Regions from separate parts of the Homo sapiens genome. Here region 1 is linked to region 2. Evidence: read pairs that join two places in POLR2A ChIA-PET (ENCODE). Cell type or tissue: GM12878. All regions are shown on one strand. Links, peaks and the distances in the headings refer to the core of each region. The heading gives the core; the rest is flanking DNA.

Region 1 (15,648 bases), core at 4,882-12,881, 140 kb after region 2:
ATATGATTATTCATTGTATTATTCTTGCAACTTTTCTATAGATTTGAACTTTTTTTTTTTTTTTTTTGAGACAGTTTCACTCTTCTTGCCCAGGCTGGAGTGTGGCACAGTCTCGGCTCACTGCAACCTCTGCCTCCTGGGTTCAAGCAATTCTCCTGCCTCAGCCTTCAGAGTAGCTGGGATTACAGGCATGTGCCACCATGCCCGGCTAATTTTTTTGTATTTTTAGTAGAGAGGGGGTTTCGCCATTTTGGTCAGGCTGGTCTCGAACTCCCGACCTCGGGTGATCCGCCCACCTTGGCCTCCCAAAGTGCTGGGATTACAGGCGTGAGCCACCGTACCTGGTGAAAATTTTTTAAAGTTAAAAGATATGCCGGGCGTGGTGGCTCACACCTGTAATCCCAGCACTTTGGGAGGCCGGATCACTAGGTCTGGAGTTCACGACAAGCCTGGCCAAGATGGTAAAACCCCACCTCTACTAAAAATACAAAAATTAGCCAGGCATGGTGGCGGGTGCCTGTAATCCCAGCTACTCGGAAGGCTGAGGAAGGAGAATCGCTTGAAACCGGGAGGCGGAGGTTGCAGTGAGCTGAGATCACGCCACTGCACTCCAGCCTGGGCGACAGAGTGCGACTCTGTCTCAAAAATAAATAAATAAATAAATAAATAAAAGATATGCCCAGCATGGTGGCTTTGGGAGGGGCAGGTGTGAGGATCACTTGAGGCCAGGAGTTTTCGACTAGCCTGGGCAAACTAGTGAGACTCCATCTGTACAAAAAAAAAAAAAATTTAAAAATTAGCCAGGTGTGGCTAATTTGTAATGCTAACTACCTGGGAATGTGAGGCAGGAAGATTGCCTGAGCCCAACAGTTCCAGGCTACAGTCAACTATAATCTCACCACTGCACTCCAGCCTGGGCAACAAAGGAGTCCCTGTCTCAAAACAACTTCAAAAGACAAAGCAGGCCGGGCGCGGTGGCTCACGCCTGTAATCCCAGCACTTTGGGAGGCCGAGGCGGGCGGATCACGAGGTCAGGAGATCGAGACCATCCTGGCTAACATTTTGTCTCTACTAAAAATACAAAAAATTAGCTGGGCGTGGTGGCGGGCGCCTGTAGCTACCGGGGAGGCTGAAGCAGGAGAATGGCGTGAACCCGGGAGGCGGAGCTTGCAGTGAGCCGAGATTGCACCACTGCACTCCAGCCTGGGTGACAGAGCGAGACTCCGTCTCAGAAAAAAAAAAAGACAAAGCATATGTGTATTTTTATTTTAATCTTACTAACTTTTCTATTTTATAGATATTGTTACATTATTTTTAGAAGGCTCTAGTAATACACACATAGACGCATACACACACACACACACACACACACACACAATAAATTTTACAGTGCCCGGGCTGGTCAAGGTGGCTCACACCTGTAATCCCAGCACATTGGTAGGCCAAGGCAGGTAAATTACCTGAGGTCAGGAGTTCAAGACCAGCCTAGCCAACGTGGTGAAACCCCATCTCTACTAAAAAATACAAAAAATAGCTGGGTGTGGTGGTGAGCACCTGTAATTCCAGCTACTTGGGAGGCTGAGGCAGGAGAATCACTTGAACCCAGGAGGTGGAGGTTGCAGTGAGCTGAGATCGCGCCACTGCACTCCAGCCTGGGCGACAAGAGCGAAACTCCGAAAAAAAAATTTAGAATGACCATTTCCACAATTCTCCCTCCAGCATGGGTTGTTATTTTTATTTTTATTTTCCTGACTACTATTTTCATATATTTGCTGATCACTTGGATTTCCTCTTTTGTGGGTATGTTTCCTCTTCTGTTCATATTCTTTGCCTCCTTCTCTTGCTTTACTTGTCTTTTTTTTTTTTTTTTTTTTTTGAGGCAGAGTCTCGCTCTGTCGCCAGGCTGGAGTGCAGTGGCTTGATCTCGCCTCACTGCAACCTCTGCCTCCCAGGTTTAAGTGATTCTCCTGTCTCAGACTCCTAACTAGCTGGGATTATAGGCACGTGCCACCATGCACAGCTAACTTTTGTATTTTTAGTAGAGATGGGATTTCATCATGTTGGCCAGGATGGTCTCAATCTCCTGACCTTGTGATCCACCCGTCTTGGCCTCCCAGAATGCTGGCATTACAGGCGTGAGCCACCATGCCCTGCCAATAAATCTTTTTCTTTTCTTTTCTTTTTTTTTTTAAGACGAAGTTTCGCTCTTGTAGCCCAAGCTGGAGTGCAATGGTGCAATCTTGGCTCACTGCAACCTCTGCCTCCCGGGTTCAATTCTCTTCCCTCAGCCTCCCAAATAGCTGGGATTATAGGTGCCCGCCACCACGCCACCATGCCCAGCTAATTTTTGTATTTTAGTAGAGATGGGGTTTCACCATGTTGAAGGCTGGTCTCGAACTCCTGACCTCAAGTGATCCGCCCATCTCGGCCTCCCAAAGTGCAGGGATTACAGACGTGAGCCACAGCGCCCATCCCAATTAAATCTTAAAAAAAATTTTTTTAAGAGATGGAGTCTTGTTACATTGCCCTCCAACTCCTGGCCTAAAGCAGTCTTCCTGCCTCAGACTCCCAAGTAGGTGGGACACCAACTATTGTAGTATTGTACTCTTAATATAATATAAAGAGAGAAGACAGAAAACTTACTTTAGTTCTGGGACTGTATACCACCACACCCAGCATTCTTTTTCTTCTTGGACTTCTGAGTTGGGCAGCTGCTTAGGTTTCTCTAACCATAAATTGATATAAAAATTTTTTGCCTGTAACCCTAGCACTTTGTGAGGGTGAGGGGTGAGGATTGCTTCAGGCTAAGAGTTCAAGCCCAGCCTGGGCAACAGACTGAGACCCCATTTCTTTCTTTCTTCTTCTTCTTTTTTTTTTTTTTTTTTTGAGACAGCATCTTGTTCTGACACCCAGACTGGAGTGCAGTGGCACAGTCACGGCTCACTGCAACCTGGAAGTTTTAGGCTCAAGTGATCCTCTGCTTCAGTCTCCTGAGTAGCTGGGATTACAGGCATGAGCCGCCGTGCTTGGCCTAATTTTCTTTATGTTTTGTAGAGATGGGGGTCTTGCTATCTTTCCCAGGCTGGTCTCAAACTCCTGGGCTCAAGCAATCCCGCCTTGGCCTCCCAAAGTGCTGGGATTACAGGTGTGAGCCACTGCTGACTATCATGCTTCTTTTTAACAACAACAACAAATATATATATAATATATATATGTATATATATACACACACGTATGTATGTGTATATATATGTATGTGTGTGTGTATATATATATATATAAATTAAAAATAAAAAGGCTTGAAACTACAATCTGTAAATAAAACCAATGTTTAAATGCAAGATTACAAAACTGCAGCTGGGGCCAGGTGCGGTGGCTCACGCCTGTAATCCCAGCACTTTGGGAGGCTGAAGCAGGTGGATCTCTTGAGGCCAGGAGTTCGAGACCAGCCTGGCCAACATGGCAAAACCCCATATCTACTAAAAATACAAAAAATTAGCTGGGTGTGGTGGCGCATGCCTGTAATCCCAGTTACTAGGGTGGCTGAGGCATAAGAATCCCTTGAACCAGGGAGGCAGAGGTTGCAGTGAGCCAATTGTGCCACTGCACTCCAGCCTGGGCGACAAAACGAGACTCCATCTCAAAAAAAAGAAAGAAAAATTAAAGACAAACAAAACTATGGCTGGGCATGGTGGTTCACACCTGTGATCCCAACACTTTGGGAGGCTGAGGCAGGAGGATCACTTGAGCCCAGGAGTTTGAGACCAGCCTTGGGCAACGTAGTAAGACCCTGTCTCTACAAAAAAATACAAAAATTGGGTCAGGCATGGTGGCTCACATCTGTAATCCCAACATTTTGGGAGGCTGAGGCAGGCAGATCACTTGAGGTCAGGAGTTCGAGACCAGCCTGGCCAACATGGCGAAGCCCCGTCTCTATTAAAAATACAAAAATTAGCTGGGCATGGTGGCACACGCCTGTAGTCCTAGCTACTCAGAAGGCTGAGGCAGGAGAATCGCTTGAACATGGGAGGCAGAGGTTGCGGTGAGCCGAGATTGTGCCACTGCACTCTAGCCTGGGTGACAGAGTAAGACCCTATCTCAGAAAAACAACAACAACAACAACAACCCCACAGAAAACGAAAAATACAAAAATTAGCCGAGCATGGTGGCATAGGTAGGCCTGCATTCCCGGCTACTTAGGAGGCTGAGGTGGGAGGATCACTTGAGCCTGGGGAGGTCAAAGCTGCAGTGAGCAGTGATTATGTCACTGTACTCCAGCCTGGCCAACAATGAGAGACCCTGTCTCAAAAAAAATTGCATTATATTTAATTTTGTTTTAAGGTGATACTGTTTGTTGAACTTAAAATGACAAGCAGAATTTGGACACCCCACCCTTTGCCCAAACTTTCTCCCACTCTGCCCTTTCCTCAATTGCTCTTTGTACTCGGGTATTTGGGCCCTTCTCCTTTCTCCCTTTGGAGTCCCTTCTGCCTTCATCTCTTCCTTCTTCATCCTATACCTCTTGGCCCATCACCTTGCTCATTCCTTTGCCTTTTCACCTGTAAAGAGGCCCAGGCTAAGCCAGTGCTTCCCATTATCCACCACAGCCATTTCAAATCTCCACAAACCTCTGACCCACCCACCCCTCCCTCCAAGAATGACCTCACCTCCAACTTTAGAGAAAACAGAAGTCTTTGAAAGGAACTCCCCCAACTTCCTGCCTCCAAAATAACACCCTTCCTTTCACCTATTAAGGCTATTTTTTCTACCTATGCTGTGGATCACACTCTCTCCACCCCCGTCCTCTTGGGCTCTGTGCAATTAATCATTCTGTCTCTCAGAATCTTGAACCTCTCTGGCTCACTAGTCTTTAAATAGTCAGTTTATAACTCAGCAGTTCGATCGGGTCTGCACAAAGGCTCCTATCTGTCTATACCCAAGCACTTCTGTGATGCTCCTGTACTCATGACCCAGCTGTTTTTCTTGTCATCCTGGCTCCTCTTTGGCAAGAAGATTAAGTTTACTGAATAAGCAGTGATAAAAAGCTAGAAGAAGTTTCTAGGCATATAGTTCTTTGCAAGCTTTTTTTTTTTTTTTAATCACCATGGAGTTGATGCTTTGGGCCATATTTGTGGAATGGAAGTAAGAAAAGATTCTTGAGAATTTTTCAACTGATGTTTTGAGAATTTTTCAACTGATGTTTTGAGAATTTTTCAACTGATGTTTTTGGTTACACAGAGAAAGGCGTGGAAGGAAAAGGTAGAAAGACTTAATCAAGTCACTGAAAATAATATTGGAATCATTATCAAGTATTATACCAGGACGACAATGGAGAGGATGGCTTCACTTTCTGGATTTGTTGATGAGTCAGATGCATCTCTCGAAGCTTGTAATTATTAAGACTAGTCGGCAAGAATGAACAATTTCCAGAGACCCAAGGATCCAAAGAACCTACCAAATGACAGGGCTCAGAAACTGAACGTGCAGTCATCGACATCTTATAGACAAAGAAGAGATGATACATCATCTACAATGAGGACCTTGATGTCCTTAATCTTTTTGAGACGGCATTCAAACTAGAATCCATAAAAATCGACTTAGCACGGGTGCCTGGTAATTTTTTCCCTCTATTCTCAACTCCTTTGTCCAAAATTTAAAAGATACATGATTTTTTTTTTTTTGAGACAGAGTCTCGCTCTGTTGCCCAGGCTGGAGTGCAGTGGCGTGATTGCAGCTCATCGCAATCTCTGCCTCCGAAGTTCAAGTGATTCTCCTGCCTCGGCCTCCTGAGTAGCTGGGACTACAGGCGCATGCCACCATGTCCGGCTAATTTTTGTATTTTTAGTAGAGACAGGGTTTCACTATGTTGGCCGGGCTGGTCTTGAATTCTGCCTCAGGTGATCCACCTGCCTTGGCCTTCCAAAGTGCTGGGATTACAGGCGTAAGCCACTGTGCCCGGCCGATGAATGAAAATATTTAAGGCCTTTCTGGCCTTTAAGTTCCCTAGGTTTCATTCCCTAGATTGCTCATATTAGCAAACCATTCATATTCACTTGCTGTTTCCTCCATTTAAGTGCACTTAAGATTTGTCTTTGTAACTATTCCTTGACACCCTTGTAATAAGAAATGTTGGAAAGCAAGATACCTTGTTGATATTGAACTAGTCTCCTGCCAAAGGCCTTTGCTAAGTTAAGATTTAATCTTATGCCCTTAGCTTCCATACAAAGGTGATTATAAAACATGTCCTTTCAGCCAGGCCCCATGGCTCATGCCTTTGGGAGGCTCACCAGCACTTTGGGAGGTGGTGGATCACCTGAGGTCAGGAGTTCAAGACCAGCCCGGCCAACATGGCAAAACCCCGTCTCTACTAAAAGTCTCTACTAAAAGTAACAAAAATTAGCTGGGTGTGATGGCAGGCACCGGTAATCCCAGCGACTAGGGGGCTGAGGCAGGAGAATCACTTGAACCCTGGAGGTGGAGGTTGCAGTGAGCCAAGATCTCGCCATTGCACTCCAGCCTGGGCAACAAGAGCAAAACTCCGTCTCAAAAAAAAAAAGGTCTTTGAAATAAATGTTTCCTCTTTTTTTTTTTTTTTTTTTGAGACGGAGTCTCGCTCTGTCGCCCAGGCTGGACTGCAGTGGCGCGATCTCAGCTCACTTTCTCCTGCCTCAGCCTCCCGAGTAGCTGGGACTACAGGCGCCCGCCACCACGCCCGGCTAATTTTTTTTATTTTTTATTTTTAGTAGAGACAGGGTTTCACCATGTTAGCCAGGATGGTCTCGATCTCCTGACCTGGTGATCATCCGCCTCGGCCTCCCAAAGTGCTGGGATTATAGGCGTGAGCCACCGCCCCCGGCCCTGTTTCCTCTATCTTTTGCAAAGTCAAATCAAAGACATCCATTTATTCATTCACTTAACAAATACTTATTGAATCCTGATTACATGCCAGGCTGGGGATACAAACATGAATGAAACTTAGCTCTTGCCCCAAAGGAGAACACAACCTAGTGAGAAGCAGACACCTAAATAAATCATGATATAGTGTTAGAATGTCTATAATTAGACGCATAAATAAAGTGCTATGGGAGCAAAGAAGAGAGAATGAGTAGTTCCGCCTCAGGGTAGAGGACGCTTCTCATAGGCCTCATAAAAAGGTTGATGGCCGGGCCTGGTGGCTCACGCCTGTAATCCCAGCACTATGGGAGGCCGAGGCAGGTGGATCACTTGAGGTCAGGCGTTCAAGACCAGCCTGGCCAATATGGTGTAACCCTGTCTCCACTAAAAATACAAAAATTAGCCAGGTGTGGTGGTGCACACCTGTAATCCCAGCTACTCAGGAGGCTGAGGCAAGAGAATCACTTGAACCTGGGATGTGGATGTTGCAGTGAGCCAAGATTGCACCATTGCACTTCAGCCTGGGCAACAAGAGCGAAAGTGGGTTTCAAAAATAGTAATAATAATAATAATAATAATCAAAACAGGCCGGGCACCATAGCTCATGCCTGTAATCCCAGCACTTTGGGAAGCCCATGTCAGGGGATCACCTGAGGTCAGGAGTTCAAGACCAGCCTGGCCAATATGGTGAAACCTCATCTCTACTAAAAATACAAAAATTAGTCGGGCATGGTGGCACACACCTGTAATCTCAGCTACTCAGGAGACTGAGGCAAGATAATCACTTGAACCCGGGAGGCAGAGGTTGCAGTGAGCCAAGATTGCACCACTGCGCTCCAGCCTGGGCGACAGAGCGAGACTCCTTCTTAAAAAAATAATAAAAATAAAAATAAAAAACAGGCCAGGAGTGGTGGCTAGCGTCTGTAATCCCAGCACTTTGGGAGGCCGAGGTGGGGGCGGATCACTTGTGGTCAGGAACTCGAGACCAGCCTGACCAAATAGCGAAACCCCGTCTCTACAAAAATACAAAAATTAGCTGGGTGTGTTGGCATGCGCCTGTAGTTCTAGCTACTCGGGAGGCTGAGGCAGAAGAGTTGCTTGAACCCGGGAGGCAGAGGCTGTAGTGAGCCGAGATCAAGCCACTGCACTCCAGCCTGGATACTGAAGATTGAGAAGAAGTTACCTAACCAAGAGGGAAGGAGAGAAAGGCATTCCAGGCCTGAGAGCCAGAATAAAGATGAACAAGTATGAACTAGATTGGTAAATTCAGAGAACAGTCACTAGGATAGAAAATGGACAAAAGTATCCAGACATGAGGCCAGAGAAGTAGGTTAGGGCCAGGTAAGGTGGCTCACGCCTGTAATCCCAGTACTTTGGGAAGCTAAGGTGGGCGGATCATCTGAGGTCAAGAGTTCAAGACTACCCTGGACAACATGGTGAAACCCCGTCTCTACAAAAATACAAAAATTAGCTGGGTGTGGTGGCACATGCCTGTAATCCCAGCTACTCGGGAGGCTGAGGCAGGAGAATCACTCAAACCTGGGAGGTGGAGGTTGCAGTGAGTCGAGATCACACCACTGCACTCCAGCCTGGGTGACAGAGTAAGACTCCATCTCAAAAAAAAAGAAAAAAAAAAATTAGCCAGGAGGGGTGGTGTGCGCCTGTAGTCCCAGCTGCTTGGGAGGCTGAGGCAGGAGGATAGCTTGAGACCAGGAGTTCAAGGTCAAGGTTGCAGTGAGCCATGATGGCACCACTGCACTCCAGCCTGGGTGACAGAGTGAGATCCTGTCTCAGAAAAAAAGAAAAAATAAAAGAAAAGTAGGTTAGGGTATGATATGATCTTAAAGAGCCTTGAGGTTTCATGGAAAATGCTTGTAGGCCCTGGAGACAGACTGTTCTGTGTAACTTCTTTACCATTTACTAGCTATGAAACACTGGGTAACTTAATGTCCTAAGCCACATTTCCCAACTCTAAAAGAGGAATGCTCTCATTTAATAGTATTCATTGAGCATCTACTATGGGCCAAGCACATAATGATAATAATGCCACTTTATAGGGTTGTTGGGAGGACAAGTTAATAAATAAAAAGCATCTTGAGGCCAGGCGCGGTGGTTCACGCCTGTAATCCCAGCACTTTGGGAGGCCGAGGTGGATGGATCACGAGGTCAGGAGATCAAGACCATCCTGGCTAACATGGTTTTTAGCACAGTCATCACAGATGAACAAATCCTTAAATATATTAGTAGAGTTTCCAAAAGCACTTCACAGAACATTTAGGCCCTTGAGGGAGACCTGTCTCCTCTAGGACAGTCTTTCTTCTAGGAGGGTATTTCTAGGAATTAGGAGCAGGAATTTGGCCAACCTGGGTTCCAGATATTTCTATCGCCTGTAATAGAGTTAAGGGGAGAAGGAAAACAGTTTAGAAAGGGTGATAATAGGGAGCTGTTCTATTTTATTCTATTTTTGAGACAGGGTCTCACTCTGTTGCCTAGGCTGGAGTGCAGCGCCTACTTCTATTTTAGGAAGTCAGAATTTGAAGTGATGGAAATACATCTGAATGGAGATATATTTTTGGCTGCAGAAATTATTTTATGTACATGTCTGAAGACTTGTATACATGTTCCAACCCTTTGACCTTATAATTATTCTGTTAGAAGTTTTTCATATGGAAATGACCCAAAAGAGAAGGAAAACTGGAAAAGCAGAATAATAAAAAAGGAAACAATCTAATTGTCAATAATATGAATACAGCTAAGTAAATTATCTGCTTGATATAATAGATTATTATGTAACTATCAAAATATAGTTATGGGCTAGGTGCAGTGGCTCATGCCCGTAATCCCAGCTCTTTGCAAATCCCAGCCCTTGGCTAAATCTGGGAGGCCAAGGAGGGTGGATCACTTGAGGCCAGAAATTCGAGACCAGCCTGGGCAACATAGCAAAACCCCATCTCTACAAAAAGATACAAAATTAGCCAGGCAGCTGGGCGTGGCGGCTCATGCCTGTAATCCCAGCACTTTGGGAGGCCGAGGCAGGTGGATCACCTGAGGTCGGGAGTTCGATACCAGCCTGACCAACATGGAGAAACCCCGCCCACCGCCCCCCCCCCGCCACTAAAAATACAAAATTAGCCTGGTGTGGTGGCATATGCCTATAATCCCAGCTACTCAGGAGGCTGAGGCAGGAGCATCGCTTGAACCCGGGAGGCAGGGGTTGTAGTGAGGTGAGATTGTGTCATTGCACTCCAGCCTGGGCAACAGGAGCAAAACTCCATCTCAAAAAAAAAAAAAAAAAAAAAATTAGCCAGGCATTGTGGCATGCGCCTGTAGTCTCAGCTACTCAGGAAGTTGAGGTGGGAGGATCAATTGAGCCCTAGAGGTAGAGGTTGCAGCGAGCTGTGATTGCACCACTGCACTTTAGCCTGGATGACAAAGTGAGGCCCTGTCTCAAAGAAAAAATAATAAATAAATAAATAAATAAATAGCCGGGCACGGTGGCTCACACCTGTAATCCCAGCACTTTGGGAGGCCGAGGCGGGCGGATCATGAGGTCAGGGGATCGAGATCATCCTGGCTAACACGGTGAAACCCCGTCTCTACTAAAAATACAAAAAATTAGCCGGGCGAGGTGGCAGGTGCCTGTAGTCTCAGCTACTCGGGAGGCTGAGGCAGGAGAATGGCGTGAACCCGGGGGGTGGAGCTTGCAGTGAGCCAAGATCGCGCCACTGCACTCCAGCCTGGGTGACAGAGCGAGACTCCGTCTCAAAAAAAAAAAAAAAAAAAACTTAAAATAAAATATAAATAAATTGCACCAACTTAAATCCCACCAGCAGTGTATAACATATCCTTACCAGCATGTGTTGTTATATGATTTTTTTTCCTTTTTGACTATCTGAAGGTTATAAAGTGGTGTTTCCTTTTGGTTTAAATTTTCAGTTCTCTGATTACTAATAAAGTTGTGTGCATTTTTTCATATGTTTATTGACCATTCAAGTCCCTTCTATGAAATGCCTCTTTATATCTTTTGCCTTACTTGGTTATAAATCTCTTGTTTAAGCCTTTCGTAACTGCTAGGCATGGGGGCTAAAGGGTTTTGCATAGGTTATGTTATGAATCCTTACAATCTACTGCCTTGAGTCCTTTTTTAGAGCAAGATATTTATACATGTTAATGAGTCTTTGCTACTGTATAAGGTATCTGTCTACAGATTTAAAGAAAAAGAAACACTTCTAAGTTTCCTAACCTTTAGCAAAGTGTAATGCCTCCACACTCAACACATTTATTTTAGGAAAGACCTTAATTCTGACTCTATTTCACAAATGTTATTTGAAAGCAGCATTAGCTTTATCAGTTAAAGAGTTTTTTTAAATCAAAAATAGCGTGCATTTGAAAAAGAAGACAGTGAGCTGCTAGTAGTTTAGCCCCCTTGCCACTTTAAGTGTGAAACAGAGACCAGCAGCATCACCATCCACCCGGAACTTGTTAGAAATGTAGAATCTTGAGCCTCACCCTAGATCTACTGAATCAGAATGTACATTTTAAAAAGGTCTCCAGGTGACTCACTGGTACTTTTCAATTTGAAAAGGGCTGGTTAGCTAAACGGTGGTAGACACTACATGTAGGATCTGGTTGGGACTGGGGCTGAAGGAATGTCTTTGTTTTTTCAGTGTATTTGGAGCCTGACATTGTTAGGTGTAAGTGCTTGAATCTCTGGGGGGCCCATCTAGGTGAAATGGAGCTGAGAACACGCAAGTTACTTGGATCTGTCAGGTAGTTTCTGGTCTTACAGCCCCAGAAAAATAAAATAGACTAAACAATGTGGCCTGAAATATATCTAATTGAGGTCTAACTAATTTTTTATTTTTTTTCTAGAATGATCTATACAATTGATCCAACTCTTCACTTCATTTTGAGTGTATGATTCAGTCTGACAGTCTTACATTAACTAGATGGGTTTGACTAATAGATTTTTGAACCTCAGAACCTTAGAAATCGTTTGTACCAACACTTCCATTTTACAGATGAGGCAAATGAAGCATCATGCAATTAAGGGAGAGATCACACAGCATTCAGTGGCAGGATGACAGTCCCAGTCTTGGGCTTTTGCCATTTAATCAGAGGCCCAGATTAGGAATTTCCCAATTCTCTAGATACATCTGGCCCGAGGTGGGTAAACTCAGTATTTTTTTTTATATAATTAAAGGAATGAATTAATATCTTGTGAAAATAGCCTGGTAATGTAAAAACGACATAAAAAGCAACTTTTTTTTTTTTTTTTGAGACAGGGTCTTGCTGTCACCCAGGCTGGAATGCAGTGGCACTATCACAATCCGCTGCAGCCTCAACCTCCTCAGCTCAAGCCATCCTCCCACTTCAGCCTTCCCAGTAGCTTGGACTACAGGTGTGCAACACCACACCCAGCTAATTTTTGTATTTTTTTGTAAAGGCAGGGTTTTGCTATGTTGTCCGGCTGGTCTTGAACTCCTGGGCTTGAGTAATCTGCCCACCTTGGCCTCCCAAGGTGCTGGGATTACAGGCATGGGCCACTGTGCCTGGCATAAAGCAACTTTCTTAGTGAAAATATTCTATAACAGGCCAGGTGTGGTGGTTTACACCCGTAATCCCAGGACTTGAGGAGCCCGAAGTGGGAGGATAGCTTGAGGCCAGGAGTTCCAGATCAGCCTGGAGTATCCAGGCTGGAGTATCCAGAACATAGTGAGACCCTGTCTCTACAAACGAACAGACAAAAAAAGATTCTATAACATTCACCCAATAGCAATTGTTAAGTAGCAAAATAACTTAAATGCCACCATCTTCAGGGCTCCTTTCTAGCTCCAGTGCAGTTAGAAAGTTTGGATCTAAAGAAACATCTGAGGCCGGGCACGGTGGCTCACGCCTGTATTCCCAGCACTTTGGGAGGCCGAAGGGGGCGGATCACGAGGTCAGGAGTTCAAGACCAGCCTGACCAACATGGTAAAACCCCGTTTCTACTAAAAATACAAAAATTAGCTGGGCGTGGTGGCACGCACCTGTAATTCCAGGTACTCAGGAGGCTGAGGCAGGAGAATTGCTTGAACCCAGGAGGCAGAGGTTGCAGTGAGCCGAGATCTTGCCATTGCACTCCAGCCTGCGCGACAGAGCAAGACTCAGTCTCAAAAAAAAAAAAAAAAAAAAGCAGCATCTCATAGGCCAGGCGTGGTAGCTCATGCCAGTAAGCCCAGCACGTTGGGAGGCCAAGAGTAGGGGCTGGATCACTTGAGGCCAGGAGTTCAAGACCAGCCTGGCCAACATGGCGAAATCCTGTCTCTACTAAAAATGCAAAATTAAAAAAAAAAAATTAGCCGGAGATGGTGGTGCATGCCTGTAGTTCCAGCTACTTGGGAGGCTGAGGCAGGAGAATTGCTTGAACCTGGGAGGAGGAGGCTGCAGTGAGCCAAGATCACGCCATTCCACTCCAGCCTGGGTGACAGAGTAAGACTCTATCTCAATAAATAAATAAATAGGCCAGATGCAGGGGCTCATGCCTGTAATCCCAGCACTTTGGGAGGCTGAGGCGGGCTTATCATGAGGTCAAGATATCAAGGCCATTCTGGCCAACATGGTGAAACCACGTCTTCACTGAAAATACAAAAAATTAGCTGGGCATGGTGGCGTGGGCCTGTAGTCCCAGCTACTCAGGAAGCTGAGGCAGGAGAATCGCTCGAACCCGGAAGGCAGAGGTTGTAGTGAGCCAAGATTGTGCCACTGCACTCCAGCCTGGTGACACAGTGAGACTCTGTCTAAAAATAAAATAAAATAAAATAAAATAAAATAAAATAAAATAAAATAAAATAAAATAAAATAAAATAAAGAAGCATCTGACACTCAGACTTCTCTGCTCTTCTTACCGTATCCTATCCTATAATTAAAAGTAAAAATAGGCCGGGCACGGTGGCTCACACCTGTAATCCCAGCACTTTAGGTGGCCGAAGTGGGTGGATTACCTGAGGTCAGGAGTTCGAGACCAGCCTGACCAATAAGATGAAACCCCGTCTCTACTAAAAAAAAAAAAAAAAAAAAAAATATATATATATATATATATATACATACAACAAATTAGCTGGGCATGGTGGCGCATGCCTGTAATTCCAGCTACTTGGGAGGCTGAGGCAGGAGAATTTCTTGAACCCAGGAGGCAGGATTGCAGTGAGCCGAGATCGCACCATTGCACTCCAGCCTGGGCAACAAGAGTGAAACTCCATCTCAAAAAAAAAAAAAAAACAAAAAAACAGTAAAAACAATAAATAAATACATAATACAAAAAATTGGGGATGGTAGTAAGAGGAGTAAAATGCTGGGCGTGGTGGCTCATGCCTGTAATCTTAGCACTTTGGGAGGCCAAGGCGGAAGGATCCCTTGAGCCCAGGAGCTGGAGACCAGTCTTGTGCAACAGGGCATGGTGGCACACCTCTGTAGCTACTTGGGAGGCTGAGGCAGGAGGACTGCCTGAGCCCAAGAAGTCAAGGCTGCAGTGAGCTGTGATCTCACCAGTGCACTCCAGCCTGGGTGACAGAACGAGACCCCATCTCAAAAAAAAAAAAAGTAAAAATAAAATAAAAGAGTTCAAAGTAAAGATTTAAAAGTTTAACCCTGGTGACTTCCTAATCCCTAAATTATACTGACTTAAACTAATTCCACACTTACTGCCGCAGCCCCACCTCCAGAAGGGCAGTCATGGAAGGACCCTATTGTTCTGGGCTTCCTTTCTTTGTCCACTCCCAGCCTCTGAACAGTCACATTAAGCTATCCTTCTCCTGCTCTTTGAGATCTAAAAAAGACCTGGGGTTTTCCCTGCCACTGGGCAAGTTTATGACAAATATTGTTGCTCCCCTATTTTAAAACTTCCCTTTCCCCATAAGAAGCATTTCTGTGGTCACTGGGGACTTTTACAACTAATAATAAACGCAGATTCAAGAAGCTCAAAGGGATTCACATACACTTTTTAACAATGATGAAAGAAAGATACAAATAAACGGCCAGAAGTGGTCATCTCCTGGGAGGGGAGTGGGACGGGGTGGAGGGAGGTCAAGGGCAATTTAATCTTATCTGAATTGTTAGAATGTTTTGCAGAGGCAGGCATGGTGGCTCACGCCTGTAATCCCAGCACTTTGGGAGGCGGCGGCAGGAGGGTCGCTTGAGCCCAGGAGTTGCCTTGGGCAACATGGCGAGACCTCATCTGTACAACAAACAAACCTACAAATTTAGCCAGGCATGGTGGCACAGACCTGCAGTGGTCCAAGCTACTTGGGAGGCTGAGGCATGAGGACCTCCTGATCCCAGGAGATCAAGTCTGCAGTGAGCTGTGATCGCGCCACTGCACTCCAGCCTGGGCAACAGAGCGAGACTCTTGTCTCAAAAAAAGGAAAAAAGAATATTTAGCAAATAAAATATATCAATGGGCCGAGCGCGGTGGCTCACGCCTGTAATCCCAGCACTTTGGGAGGCCAAGGCGGGGGGATCACGAGGTCAAGAAATCGAGAGCATCCTGGCTAACACGGTGAAACCCCGTCTGTACTAAAAATACAAACAAATAAGCCGGGCGCAATGGCGGGCGCCTGTAGTCCCAGCTACTCGAGAGGCTGAGGCAGGAGAATGGCGTGAACCCGGGAGGCGGAGCTTGCAGTCAGCCGAGATGGCGCCACTGCACTCCAGCCTGGGCGACAGAGGGAGACTCCGTCTCAAAAAAACAAAAAAACAAAAAAACAACAATAAAAA
Region 2 (15,648 bases), core at 3,814-11,813:
CCAAAGTGCTGGGATTACAGGCATGAGCCACCGTGCCCGGCCCCAAGTTCTTTCAAATATCTAGAAAGCCTTCCCAAGAAGGACAGCTTCAAATAAGGCCAGACAGTGAAGACTACAATAAATACCTAACTCTTCAATGCCACTCAAGAACATCTACTAGCATCAACGCCATCCAGGAAAACATGACCTCACCAAATGAACTAAATAAGGCATCAGGGACCAATCCTGGAGAAACAGAGATATGTGACCTTTCAGATAAGGAATTCAAAATAGCCGTGTTGAGGAAACTCAAAGAAATTCAAGATAACACAGAAGGAATACAGAATTCTATCAGATAACTTTAACAAAGATTAAAACATGTAAGAAGACTCCAGCAGAAATTCTGGAGCTGAAAAACGCAATTGGCATACTAAAGAATGTATTAGTCTTTTGCAGCAGAATTGATGGCAGAGAAGTAAGAATTAGTGAGTTCAAACACAGACTATTTGAAAACACCCAAGTCAGGAGAAAAAAGAAAACGGAATTTCTAAAAATGAAGCATGCCTACGGGATCTAGAAAATAGCCTCAAAAGGGCAAATCTAAAGAGTTTTTGGTGGCCAGGCACAGTGGCTCACACCTGTAATCCCAGCACTTTGGATGGCTGAGGGAGGCAGATCACCTGAAGTCAGGAGTTTGAGACCAGCCTGGCCAACATGGTGAAACCCCGTCTCTACTAAAAACACAAAAAAACTAGCCGGGCATGGTGGCGTGTGCCTGTAGTCCCAGCTACTTGGGAGGCTGAGGCAGAAGAATCGCTTGAACCCGGGAGGCAGGGGTTGCAGTGAACCAAGATTGCGCCACTGCCCTCCAGCCTGAGCAACAAGAGCAAAACTCCGTCACAAAAAAAAAAAAAAAACTTCCAAATCTTAAACAAAGGCAAAAATGTTATTTCTGAGTATGAGTTTCTAATGATTCTCAAAAAAAAAAAAAAAAAGTGATCACCTTTGCAAATGTTAAATCAGTCATTGAAAACTGGTTAACAAAGGGAGAAATCAGCCATTCATCCTGACTTTCACGTAGAAATAGCAAATAAAAGTAATGAAACAGGTAATAAAAGCAAGTTTCTCCTGATACAGATAGTCCACCTAATCAAAGAAAAAAGTGACAGGATTAGTTTTGTAGCTGTTAATGTAATAAAAGCCTTAGGCAATGGCTGCTTGCTAACTATGACATTAAGTGGCACTCCAACCAACCCCATGGAAGAACACAACACAACCTATAAAACAGTCTTGCCAAGAAATTTAACCTGAATCTGATCAAGCCTCTAGATCTAGCAATAAAAGTATGGAAATACAAAAGACAAAGCATAATAATTACACAAGGATAAAATCTGCAAAATCCAGATGGGAAATCGTATGCACTAAGCAAGCCACGGAACGAGCAGTTTCTGCAACAAATAAAAAGAAAGAGGGGAACCTAGAAATTACAACAGACTTAGGAAAAAAATTAGCTATGCCGATTCAGAGGTAACTCCTAGGAAGTGAGGTTTGAAAATAAAGAGAGAAAAGAATTATGTATTGAAACAGTAACAATAACCAACAGAGATATCAATGGCTACAAACTACAGGGCAGCCAGAATTCACAGAATTAGTCCACACAGGTAGCCAACAAACAAAACACAAAGAGCAAAACAAAATAATAACTTTACTCACACTAGAAACAAACCAAATTTCCATTAGAGTGGATTGAGTTTAAAAATAAAAAAAATAAAATAAATAAAAAGGATGCGCTTTGGGAAGAAAAGGAGGGAGGATTGCTTAAGGCTAGGAGTTCTAGACCAGCCTGGGCAACAGTACAAGACACTATCTCTACTAAACAAATTTTAAAATTAGCTAGGTTTGGCCAGGCACAGTGGCTCACGCCTGTAATCCCAGCACTTTGGGAGGCCGAGGCAGGCGGATCACGAGGTCAGGAGATCGAGACCATCCTGGCTAACAAGGTGAAACCCCGTCTCTACTAAAAATACAAAAATTAAGCCAGGCATGGTGGTGGGCACCTGTAGTCCCAGCTACTTGGGAGGCTGAGGCAGGAGAATGGCATGAACCCAGGAGGCAGACCTTGCAGTGAGCCAAGATTGCACCACTGCACTCCAGCCTGGGCAACAGAGCGAGACTCCGTCTCAAAAAATAAAATAAGATAAAATAAAATAAAATTAGCTGGGTGTGGTAGCATGCACCTGTAGTCCTAGCTACCCAGGAGGCTGAGGTGAATGAGTTGCTTAAGCACAGGCAGTCGAGGTTGCAGTGAGCTATAATGGCACCACATGACAGGTAACAGGGCAAGACTACCTCAAAAAAAAAAAGTTATCATATATATGCCAACATACGGAATTCTATTCAGCAATAAAAAGAAACCGACTACTGATGCACCAACAAGCAACATGGATGACTTCTAACCGTATGCTAAGTAAAAAGAATACCAACCAGATGTAAGTAGTACATAAAGTTTATTTCTAGCTGGACACAGTGGCTCCTGCCTATAATCCCAGCACTTTGGGAGGCCGAGGCGGGCAGATCACCTGAGGTCAGGAGTTCGAGACCAGTCTGGCCAACATGGTGACACCCTGTCTCCACTAAAATTTTGTATTTGTAAAAGTACAAAAATTAGGCTGGGCGCGGTGGCTCACGCCTGTAATCCCAGCACTTTGGGAGGCCGAGGCGGGTGGATCACGAGGTCAGGAGATCGAGACCATCCTGGCTAACACGGTGAAACCCCCCGTCTCTACTAAAAATACAAAAAATTAGCCGCGCGTGGTGGTGGGCACCTGTAGTCCCAGCTACTCGAGAGGCTGAGGCAGGAGAATGGCGTGGACCCGAGAGGCGGAACTTTCAGTGAGCCAAGATCGTGCCACTGCACTCCCGCCTGGGCGACAGAGCGAGTCTTCGTCACAAAAAAAAAAAAAAAAGAAAAGAAAAAAAAAATACAAAAATTAGCCAGGCGTGCTGGCACATGCCCATAATCCCAGCTACTCAGTAGGCTGAGGCAGGAGAATCACTTGAACCCAGGAGGCAGAGGTTGCAATGAGCCAGGATCGTGCCATTGCACTCCGGCCTGGGTGGCAGAGCAAGACTGTCTCAAAAAATAATAATAATAAAATACATTTAAAAATAAAGCTTAGGTGACAAAGCACATCAGCAGTTACGACAATGCAGAGTTGGTGGTGGGGCTGATTACAAACAGGAATGAGGAATAACTGGGTGATGGAAATGTTCAATTGTGGTTCTTATATGAGTGTATACATTTGTCAAAATGAATAAACACATACCCTTACAATAGACTAACCTTATTGTATGTAAATTATATAACAATTTAGTTAATTTTTAAAATCAGCAATTCTAATAGGTCTCATGTGAATCTTGATTCAAATTGTGAAGGAAAAGGTAGAATTTTTTAAAACTGAGAATATAAGGGAAATTGAATGCTATTTCGTATTAAGAAATTACTCTTGGGAGACCGAGGCAAGAGATCCCTTGAGGCCAGGAGTTCAAGACCACCCTGGGCAACCCCTTCGCTACAAAAAATAAAATAATTAACTGGGCATGGTAGTGCAAGCCTGTAATCTCAGCTACTTGGGAGGCTGAGAAGAGAGGATCACTTGAGCCTGGGAGTTTGAGGCTCATAGTGAGCTATGATCGTGCGCCCCTGCACTGAAGCCTGGGCAACAAGACCCCTATTCTTTAAAAAAAGAAAAATAGAAAAGAAATGAAACGAAATGAAATGAAACGAAAACTAAAGAAATTTACACAACTAGACACTGGAAAGGTTAGAGAAGAGGAATGTAGGGAGAGATTGGTTAATGAACAGAGAATTATACCTAGCCAGGAGGAATACATTCTAGTGTTTTATAGTACTGCAGGATGACTATTTTTTTGTTTTTGTTGTTCTTTGGAGCTTTATCAGGTTTTTGTTTGTTTAGAGAAGAGATTTAGCTCTGTCACTCAGGCTGGAATGCAGTGGCACAATCACAGCTTACTGCAGCCTGGACCTCCTGGGCTCAAACAATCCACTTGCCTCAGCCTCCCAAGTAGCTGAGACTACAGGTGCATTTCACCACACTCAACTAATTATTAATTAAACTTTTTGTAGAGATGGAGTCTTGCTGTGTTGCCCACACTGGTCACTAACTCCTGGCCTCAAGTGATCCTTCTGCCTCAGCCACCCAAAGCACTGGGATTACAGACATGAGTCACTGATCCTGGCTTTAGGATTACTATAGTTAATAATCTGACATTTTAGCTAGCAGAGGCTGGCCGGGCGTGGTGGCTCACACCTGTAATCCCAGCACTCTGGGAGGCCAAGTGGGTGGAATACCTGAGGTTAGGAGTTCGAGACCAGCCTGGCCAATCTGGTGAAACCCCATCTCTACTAAAATTCAAAAACTTAGCCGGGCATGGTGTTAGGCGCCTGTAATCCCAGCTACTTGAGACCCGCGGCAGGAGAATCACTTGAACCCGGGAGGCGGAGGTTGCAGTGAGCTGAAATCGCACCACTGCATTCCAGCCTGGGCAACAAGAGCAAGACTCCATCTCAAAAAAATAAATAAATAAAAGATAAATAAATAGCAGAGAGGATTTTGAATGTTCCCAACACAAAGAATGATAAATGCTTGAGATAACAATAATTACCCCAATTTGATCATTACACATCATATAAAGGTATTGAAATAGCATGCTGTACCCTATAAATATGTATAAGAATTACGTATGAATTTAAAATAACAAAAAACAGACCATGGCCAGGGGTAGCAGCTCACGCCTGTAATCACAGCACTTTGGGAGGCCAAGGCAAGATTTGCTTGGGCCCAGGTGTTTGAGACCAGCCTGGGCAACTTAGACAGAACCCACCGTTTTTCAATTAAAAAAAAAAAATGGAATGTAGTGACATTTTCCTGTAATCCTAGCACTTTGAGTGGCCAAGGTGGGCAGATGGCTTGAATTCAGGCGTTCAAGACCAGCCTGGATAACATGGCAAAACCCCATCTCTACAAAAAAAAGACAAAAATTAGCTGGGCATAATATCCCGTACCTACAGTCTTAGCTACTCAGGAAGCTGAGGTGGGCAGACAGCTTGAGCCCCAGGAGGTCAAGGCTGCAGTGAACCAGGAGCATGCCACTGCACTCCAGCCTGGGTGACAGAGTGAGACCCTGTCTCATAAATACGTAAACAAACAAAGCTGGACACAGTGGTGTGTGTCTCTAGTTCCAACTATTCAGGAGGCTGAGGTGAGAGGACTGTTTGAGCTCAAGAGTTCTAGGCCAGCCTGGGCAACACAGCAAGACCCCATCTTTAAAATTTTTAAATGCTAAATGGTTATTTTAATATATTTAAATATATACAGATAATATATAACACCTGGATTTACTTCAAGCTAATCCAGTGGGTGGGAGAGAGACAATGGATAAGGTAAGGTGAAAAAAAAAACTACCCATGAGTTGGTAAATGTTGACTGGGTGATGGGTACATAAGTGTTCACTGCCCATAAACTTTCCCATTTCTGCACATGACTCTAGATATCTAAAACTTTCTACAATGACCAGAGAACCAAAAACCAAGACCACATACCACATAGCCAGAAACAAGGGTGAAAATAAGAGAACAATAAAACAGAAGATTAAGATATTAGTTACAATAGGTAATACATTCAAGATATTAGATAAGCTGAAGAATTCCAGCAAAGTTATGAAGAATATTAAAAAAAGAATCAGGGAGACTGACTAAAGACACCTAGCATTCATCCTACACACAAGAAAGGACAAAGGTTAACAAATAAACAGCTAAGATCTGACAGGTGTGTCAGAGAGACCATCTGAGTGCAGTTGGGGAATGGAGACACACCTGTTGGTGACAAAGTCCAGGAAGGCAGTATGGAAGCATCCAGCCTCTGCAGCCCCATCTCCCCTCACCCAGATGGGATTTGCCTGCAGTCAGCAGGGACTTCCTGATGCAGGGAAAAAGTAAGCAGAAGATCCCTCACCAGCACTCCCATTACCACCACAAACACCTACACTCCTTACAAGTGGCGAATCGGCCAGGTGCGGTGGCTCATGCCTGTAATCCCAGCACTTTGAGGAGCTGAGGCAGGCGGATCACTTGAGGTCATGAGTTCAAGACCACCCTGGCCAAGAAGGTGAAACCCCATCTCTACTAAAAATATAAAAATTAGCCGGGCGTGGTGGTGGGTGCCTGTAATCCCAACTACTGAGGAGGCTGAGGCAGGAGAATCACTTGAACCCAGGAGGCAGAGGTTGCAGTGAACCAAGATCGTGCCACTGCACTCCAGCCTGGGCAACAGAGTAAGACTCCATCTCAAAAACTATAAATAAAATAAAAAGGAGAATCCCACAGTCCTTGCAAGCCCTGAGCCCAATTTAGACAACTGCTGGAAATCCATACAGCTGCACTGCCCAAATTAGGAGCACAAGGAATGTGCTCCCCAACCCCCACCTACCCCCAGTGAAACAAGCTGTGGCAGTGCAACACCATCTTGAAACCAGAGCCACCTCTGGAGTGCACCCTCTGGGGGCCAGTAGCCACTGCACCTCTGCAGCACTTCAGCTCCATCTTCATTACACCAAGGCCACACAGGTGAATGAATGCCACAACTATAGCTGCAACTTTGGTCCCGCACAGCAGGGAAAACCAACTCCCACAACCAGACCACACTTCAAGCCAAAGGAACAGTCTGACAGTCCCATCCAGGACAAACCTGCCCATAAGCCAACCAAGCCACTATAAGCTCTCTCCAAAGTAGTGGAGGCCCGCAAGCCAAAGAGCATGTGATACACCCCAAGGTTAGTGAAGCAGCCATGCACCCTTACTCAGTGCCTAAGAAAAAGGCTCCTAGCACCTCTGCCCCATGTAGACATGCTTCTGGCCTCCCGAACAGCCCTGCGCCCCCAATAAGGGCCTCAGAAACATTACCACAGGTCGTCCCTGATGGGCATCCCCCCAGGCCAGCCAGGCAGCCAAGAGCCCACATCCCAGTCCTAAGAAACAGCCCAATGGGCAACACCTGACAGACACATCTAGGCTGGCTGAGCAGTTGTGCACCTGTGTCCTAGACCTGAGAAACCATGGGCCACTCCTGCCAGGCACAACACCAAGCCAATTGAGCAACCACATGCCTGTGCTCCTGGCCAGAGTAACAGTCCTGTGGCTTCAACCCCAGCAAGCCAGACCCCAAGTTGGCCAACTCACCATATGCATACATGTGTCCCTGACTTGAGAAACAGCCCAATGAGCCAACCCCCCTGGCAAAGCTGCACCACACACTTCCTCATCCTAGGCTGCTGAGAAACTCTCAAATGTCACTAGTACAGATTACAGATGAAGAAACTACATTACTGTGTCCACACAGAACCAAGGCCAACACACTCCACTGATCTAAGATCCACTTATATAAATTAAGTCTTTCCCTATAAAATTTACTCCATAAAATTGAAAGGGGGGGGGTTCCAACAATGTGTAGAAACAATGTAGAGAAATCAACAGAGAAAAAAGAAACATGACATCTTCAAAGGCAAACAGTATAATTCTCCTGTAATAGACCCCAATCATAAAGAAATATATAAAATGCCAGAAAAAGAACTCAAAATAACGATCTTAAGGAAACTCAGGAGGTACAAGGGAATACAGGTAAGAACTTTAATGAAATAAGGAAAATAATTCATGATTTTAATGAGAAATTCAACAAAGAGGCCAAGCACAGCACCTCACACCTATAATCTCAGCACTTTGGGAGGCCAAGGCAGGTGGATTGCTTAAGGCCAGGAATTCAAAACCAGCCTGGGCAACGTGGTGAGACCCCATCTCTACAAAAAAATATAAAAATTAGCTGGACATGGTGGTGAATGCTTATAGTCCCAGCTACTCAGAGGCTGAGGTGGGAGAATCACCTGAGTCCAGGAAGTCAAGGCTGCAATAAGCTTTAATTGCGCCACTGTATTCTATCTAGCCTGGGCAACAGAGTGAGACCTTGTTTCAAAAAAAAAAAAAAAAAAAAAAGAACTCTAAAAGCAGCAAAAGAAAAGCATCAAGTCACAAATAAAAGTATCTCCACCAGACTAACAGATTTCTCAGCAGAATCCTTACAGGCAAGGAGTGAATGGGATTAACAGAGTTAAAGTACTAAAAAAAAAACAAAAAAACAGCTTATCAAGATTATACCCAGCAAAGCTGTCCTGCAGAAACGCAGGAGAAATAAACCTTCACAAACAAAGAAAAACTGAGGAAATACTCATCAGTAGATTGCCTTATAAGAAATGCTCAAGAATTTCATATATGGAAGAGCAAGCAAGGAACAAAGGATATATAATGTAGTAACTAAAAAACAATCAATAAAATGGCAGGAGTAAGTCCTCACCTATCAATAATACCTTGAGCACAAATGATTTAAATTCCCCCATTTAAAAGTTATACACTGGCCATGCGCAGTGGCTCATGCCTGTAATCCCAGCACTTTGGGAGGCCACGACGGGCAGATCACTTGAGGTCAGGAGTTCGAGACCAGCCTGGCCAATATAGTAAAACCTCATCTCTACTAAAATACAAAAATGAGCCGGGCATGGTGGAGTGCGCCTGTAATCCCAGCTACTCAGGAGGCTTAGGCAGGAGAATCGCTTGAACCTGGGAGGCGGAGGCTGCAGTAAACCAAGATCACCCCATTGCACTCCAGCTTGGGTGACAAAGTGAGACACCATCTCAAAAAATATATATAAAAAATAGAAGTTATAGACTGAACAACAACAAAAAAATTCAACAATATGCTGTCAACAAGATACTAACTTCATCTTTAAAGTCACCCACAGAGCCTGGCCAACATGACAAAACCATGTCTGTACTAAAAATACAAAAAAATTGGCTGGGCACAGTGGCTCATGCTGTAATCTCAGCTACTTGGGAATTTGAGGCAAAAGAATCGCTTGAACCTGGGAGGAAGAGGTTGCAGTGAGTCAAGATTGTGCCAGCCTGTGCAACAGAGCACAACTCTGTCCCAACAAAATAAAGACACACATAGACTAAAAGTGAAAGGACGGGAAAAGACATTCCATGTAAACAGAAACCAAAAGTGAGCTGGGGTAGCTTTACATATATCAGACAAAACAGACTTCAAGCCAAAAGTTGTAAAAGGAGACAAAGAAGGACACTATATAATAAAGGCATCAATTCAGTAAGGGGATATAAGAATTGTAAATACACACGCAACCAACACCAGAGGACCCAGATATACAACATAATTAGATCTAACGGGAGAGACAGACCTCAACATAATAATAGTTGGGGACTTCAACAGCACTGGACAGATCATCTAGACAGAATATAACAAAGAAACATAGTTTTCAACTGCATCATAGACCAAATAAAACCAACAGCTATTTACAGAACATTTCACCTAATAGCAGCAGAATACACATTTTTATAGCAGCACATGAAACATTCTCCAGAATTGACCATATTTTAGGACATAAAACAAGTCTCAACCAAATTTTAAAATAACTGAAAAAATCATGTCAGCTATCTTCTCAGACCACAATGGAATAAAAATAGAAATCAATACAAGAGAAATGCTGGAAACTATACCAATACATGGAAATTAAACAACATGCTCCTGAATGACCACTGGGTCAATGAAGGTATTAAGATGGAAATAAAATAATGTCTTGAAACAAATGAAAATGCAAATACAACACGTCAAAGCCTGTGGGATACAGCAAAAGCGGTGCACTGCTAAGAGGGAAGTTTATAGTAATAAATGCCTATGCCAAGAAACTGGAAAGATTTCAAACAACCAATGATGCATCTCAAGGAACCAAAAAGAACAAAACCAAAATTAGACAACGAAGATCAATAAAGATCAGAGCTGAAATAAACAAAATTGAGACTAAAACAAATTACAGGAGATCAAAGATCAGAAAAAAGCTGGTCATTTGAAAAGATAAACAAAATCAACAAACCTTTAGCTAGACTAAGGAAAAAAGAGACAAGACCCAAATAAAAGAAATCAGAAACAAAAAAGGAGACATCATAACGGATACCACAGAAGTACAAAGGATCATTAGAGACTGCTGACCAACTACGCAGCAATAAATTTAAAAACCTAGAGGAAATGAACAAATTCCTGAACACATACAATCTACTAAGATTGAACCAATAAGAAATAAAAAACCTGCCAGGCACGGTGGCTCATGCCTGTAATCCCAGCACTTTGGCAGGCTGAGGTAGGCAGATCACGAGGTCAGGAGTTCAAGACCAGCCTGGCCAATATGGTGAAACCCCGTCTCTAATAAAAATACAAAAAATTAGCCAGGCATGGTGGCAGGCACCTGCAGTCCCAGCTAGTCGGGAGGCTGAGGCAGGAGAATGGCTTGAACACGGGAGGCGGAGCTTGCAGTGAGCCCAGATTGTACCACTGCACTCCAGCCTGGGCAACAGAGCGAGACTCCGTCTCAAAAATAAATAAATAAATAAATAAATAAATAAATAAATAAATAAAAAACCTGAACAGACCAAAAACAAGTAATGAGATTGAATCAGTAACAAAAAGTCTCCCAAGGAAAGTGCAGGACTGATGGGTTCACTGCTGAAATCTACCAAATATTTACAGAAGAATGAATACCAATTCTTCTCAAGGTATTCCAAAAAATTGAAGCAAAGTTAATTCTTCTGAACTCACTCTACAAGGCCAGTATAACCCTGATACCAAAACCAGAAAAGGAAAAACAAACAAAAAAGAAAACTACATGCCAGTGTCCTTGATAAACATAGACACAAAAATTCTGAACAGAATTCTGGCAAACCAAATCCAACAACACATCAAAATGTAATAACCATGATGAACTGGGATTCAACCCAGGAATACAAGGATAATTTAACATACGCAAATCAATGGATGTCATACATCTTAGCAATAGAATGAAGGACAAAAACCATAGGATCATCTCAATAGAATCGGAAAAAGCATTTGATAAAATTCAACATCCATTCGTGATTAAAAAAAAAACTCTAGGCCAGGCGTGGTGGCTCAACGCCTGTAATCCCAGCACTTTGGGAGGCCAAGGCAGGCGGATCACTTGAGGTCAGGAGTTCGAGACCAGCCTGGCCAACATGGTGAAACCCCGTTTCTACCAAAACTACAAAAATTAGCCACAAGCTGTAATCCTAGCTACTCGGGAGGCTGAGGCAGGAGAACTGCTTGAACCTGGGAGGCAGAGGTTGCAGTGAACCAAGATCACGCCACTGCACTCCAGCCTGGGCGACAAGAGTGAGACTCCATCTCAAAAACAAAACAAAAACAAAAACAAAAAAAAAACACTCTCAATAAATTAGGTATAAAAGGAAAGTACACCAACATAATAAAGGCCATATATGACAAACCCACAGCTATCATCTTACTCAACAAGAGAAAGATAAAAGCTTTTCCTCCAGTAACTGTACCTGGACAAGGATCTCACTCTCACTGCTCTTACCCAACATACTACTGCAAGTCCTAGCCAGAACAAGACAAAGTAGTTCTGGGCATCCAAATTGGAAATGAAGAAGTCAAACTGTCCCTGTGTTTGCAGCTGCAGATGACATGACCTTATATATAGTAAAACCTATGCTCCACTAAAAACACACACCTCAGAGCTAAAAAATTCAGTAAAGTTGCAGGATACAAAATCACTATTTAAAAAAAATCAGTGATGTTTCCATATACAAACAATACACTACCTGAAAAGAAATCAAGAAGGCAATTTCATTTACAATAGCTAGGAAAAAAGTCTAACAGGAATAAATTTAACAAAGGAAGTGAAAGACCTAAAAACAGCTGGGCATGGTGGCTCACGCCTGTAATCCCAACACTTTGGGAGGCTGAGTTGGGACGATTACTTGAGCTCAGCAGTTCGAAACCAGCCTGGGTAACAGGGCAAAACCGTGTCTCTACAAAAAATTAGCCAGGTTATGTGCCCCCTCCTCCTGCTGTGCCTCAGCTGTGTAGAGCCACTTGACCCTCATGCCCTGTGCTGGCAAGAACACTCAGGTATGTGCACAGCTCTGATGTCACCCCTCCAGCCTGGCCCTGGCTCCCTCCACGAGGATCTGCTTGCAGCACTCACACTTGGCACCATTCTGTCCGGCCATCCTGTCTCCCCTGCTGTATGTGAGCACTGGGAGGGAAGGGGCCGTTTCCATTTCTTGGAAGGCCCAGTGCCCAGCACCATCCAGCTGTGTGCTGAGCAGGCAGTCAGTGAGCACCCACAGTCAGCCCTCACCACAAGCAGCTGTGGGTACTCAGGTTAGGATATCTGACGGGGACTCCTGTGTGCTCCAAGAAGGCAGCATGGCAGCCCCCGTGGAGCACAAGTGGCCCACACCTGACCTTGGCATGTTTCTAAGAGAACAGACTTGCTGACCTGTGACCCTTGCCTGTGTCTCACCGCAGGGAGGCAGGAGGCTGTGGGCAAAGGGTGGGCCTGGAGACCTGCTCAGCCATACCCTGTCACTATGTGGGTCACACACAGCTGGGTGGAGACCTCATGATGTGTGGCCCAGAGAGGTGTCTGGGTGTGGATTCTGTGGATGGCTGCACTGTGCCATTAGGACAGGGACTGCTGCTGGGCCAACAGGGTACAGGGAGCGGAGGATGTGGGAGGACAGGGGCATCCTAGCCTAGTGCAGGGACCACAGGAGGGGCAGTGTGAGCTCCCCAAGACAAGCTGCAAGGCCCTGGGCATCAGGCTGTTGCTTTGCAACCTTCTCCTCCCCGGTTCTGAGGGCTCACTGAGGCACCTGCCTGAGTGCTACACAGAAAGCCAGCAGCATGGCCGTCCCTCCCGAGCACTCATCTAGGGCATCAGGGTGGGCTGCTTGAGTCCTGTGGGGTTGCGGACATCAGCCTCTTCCTCCTGGCCTCCAAACACCACCACTCTGCCATCCCACACCTCAATTTCTCAAATTCCCTGAGGTCAAAGGGAAGTTGCAAGGGCTGCCATCCCTGCCTCCCTGGTGGTCCTGCTGGAGGATGTGCCCAGACAGGACATCAGGAGGAAGCAGGTCAATGGCTGCTGTATGAAATGTCATGGCAGCTGTGCCCAGCTGCAAACAGTGATTGCGGCTTCCTGTTCCTCCATGGAAGGAACTTGCTCTGCTGCAGAGGGAATTTCTCTTCATGCCTTTTCCCCTCCATTCTTCTTGAAAAAGTTGCCCTTTTTAAATTTTTTTTTTTTTTTTGAGATGGAGTTTTGCTCTTCTCGTCCAGGCTGGAATGCAGTGGCACAATCTCCGCTCACTGCAACCTCCTCCTCCTGGGTTCAAGCCATTCTCCTGCCTCAGCCTACCAAGTAGCTGGGATTAAAGGCGCCCACCACCATACCCGGCTACTTTTTGTATTTTTAGTAGAGATGGGGTTTCGCCATGTTGGCCAGGCTGGTCTCAAACTCCTGACCTCAGGCAATCCGCCTGCCTTGGCCTCCCAAAGTGCTGGGATTACAGGCGTAAGGCACCACACCCGGCCTACTTTTTTAATTTAAAAAAAAAAAAAATTTCGGGTGCAGTGGCTCACGCCTGTAATCTCAGCACTATGGGAGGCCGAGACGGGTGGATCATGAGGTCAGGAGATCGAGACCATCCTGGCTAACACGGTGAAACCCCGTCTCTACTAAAAATACAAAAAAATTAGCTGGGCGTGATGGCAGGTGCCTGTAGTCCCAGCTACTCGGGAGGCTGAGGCAGGAGAATGGCATGAAACTGGGAGGCGGAGCTTGCAGTGAGCTGAGATCGCGCCACTGCACTCCAGCCTGGACAACTGAGTGAGAGCCGCCTCAAAAAAAAAAAAAAATTTTTTTTTTTTTTTGGACTCAGAGTCTTGCTCTGTGGCCCAGGCTAGAGTGTACTTGCGATCATAGCTCACTGTAGCCTCAAACTCCTAGGCTCAAGTGATCCTCCTGCCTCGGCCTCCCAAAGCACTGGGACCACACATGGGTCCCACCACACCCAGGCTCTGCCCTTTGGAATTAAAGTCACCCAGGCAGGTTAAACCTCTTATACTTTCTGCGCCCCACCTCCCAGCCCCTGTAATGAGAAAGGCAGTAAATTTTGGAGCTTTATGGAGTCCCTGCCCTTCCTGAAAAGGTGGCTGCAGAGAGACTAGAGCTGGTTGGGGGAAGAGATGTCAGGAGGCCTCCTCTGGAGCCCAGGGCCACACAGCTCCCAAAGCCCCAGTCTCCCTCTCTGGGGCTAGAGGTGCCCCTGTGTCCCTGTAACTTCTGCTCGGCCACTCGGCTGCCCAGCCTAGGGCTGCTCCTGCCACCACTCAACAGGCACAGAAATGCGTAAGTGCCAAAAAAAAAAATTAACCAGGCATCTTGATGCATGCCTGTAGTCCCAGATACTTGAGAGGGTGAGGTGGGAGAATCAACTGTGCTCAGGTCAAGGCTGCAGTGAGCTGTGATGGTACCACTGAACTACAGCCTGGGCAACAGAGAGAGAGACTGCATTACAAAAAAAAAAAAAGAAAAAAGAAAAGAAAAGAAAAAAAAAAAAGGAAGAAAAAAGAAAAGACCTAAAAATATATATTGAAAGCTGTAGTAACCAAAACAGCATGGTACTGACATAAGAACAGATACATAAACCAACGGAACAGAACAGAGTGCCCAGAAGTTAATACACGTATCTACAGTCAACTGATTTTTGACAAAGGTGCCAAGAATGTTCACTGGGGAAAGGACAGTCTCTCCAATGAATGGTGCTAGGAAAACTGGACATCCATAGGCACAACAATGAAACTATACCCTCACTCCTCTACATAAACAATCAACTCAAAATGGCTCAAAGAACTAACAAAACTATAAGACTACTAGAACAAAACAGGGGAAATGCTTCAGGACATCGGTCTGGGAAAAGATTTTATGAATAAAGACTTCAAAAGCACAGGCAACAAACAACAAATGGAATTATGTCAAACTACAAAACTTCTGTATAGCAAAGGCAAAAATCAACAGAGTAAAAAAAGACAACCTACAGAATGAGACAAACTATACGCAAATTACTCATCTGAGGGGATTAACATCAAGAATTTACAAGGAACTCAAACATCTTAACAGCAAAAAAAAAAAAAAAGAAAAAATCCAATTAAAAATGCACACACAATGTGAATAGACATTTCTCAAAGATTATATACAAATGGCCAACAAATATGTGAAAAAAATGTTCAACATCACTAACCATCAGGAAAATGCAAATCAAAACCACAATGAAGTATCTTACCCCAGTTAGGATAGCTATTATCAAAAACACAAAAAATAACAAATGCTGGCAAGGATGCACAGAAAAGGGAACTCTTATACAGTGTTAGTGGGAACGTAAACTAGCACAGCCACTATAGAGAACAGTATCAAAGCTCCTCAAAAAACTACAAACACGACTACCATATAATCCAGCAATCCCACTGCTAGGCATTTATCCAAAGGAAAGGAAAACACTGTATCAGAGACGTCTGCATTCCCACGATTACAGCACTATTCACAGTAGCCAAGATACAAAATCAACCTACGTGTTCAACGATAGATGAATGGATAAACAAAATGTGATGTGTGTACACACACACACACACACACACACACACACACACA

The links. ChIA-PET counts read pairs that join two places held together with the same protein. Peaks named below come from ENCODE experiments on the same cell type or tissue, not always from the same donor. Only the 100,000 strongest peaks of a DNase experiment are listed, where the experiment ranks them.
Region 1: POLR2A ChIA-PET joins it to region 2 with 5 read pairs; 2 of 35 experiments call an interaction of 5 or more read pairs at or near these places.

The regions. Positions count from the first base shown.
Region 1 is chr2:61,570,863-61,586,510 of GRCh38, forward strand. It overlaps the pseudogene LOC100422418. Among named protein-coding and RNA genes, the nearest start is that of XPO1, 40 kb to the left of the region's middle. RefSeq lists an enhancer at 11,256-11,847. In GM12878, for the core only: no CTCF peak of the experiment used is centred there; no DNase peak of the experiment used is centred there; H3K27ac peaks cover 693 bases.
Region 2 is chr2:61,427,286-61,442,933 of GRCh38, forward strand. All of the region lies in intron 1 of USP34 (ubiquitin specific peptidase 34), which reads right to left. Among named protein-coding and RNA genes, the nearest start is that of SNORA70B, 18 kb to the left of the region's middle. RefSeq lists a silencer at 2,755-2,949. In GM12878, for the core only: no CTCF peak of the experiment used is centred there; no DNase peak of the experiment used is centred there; H3K4me3 peaks cover 714 bases; H3K27ac peaks cover 793 bases.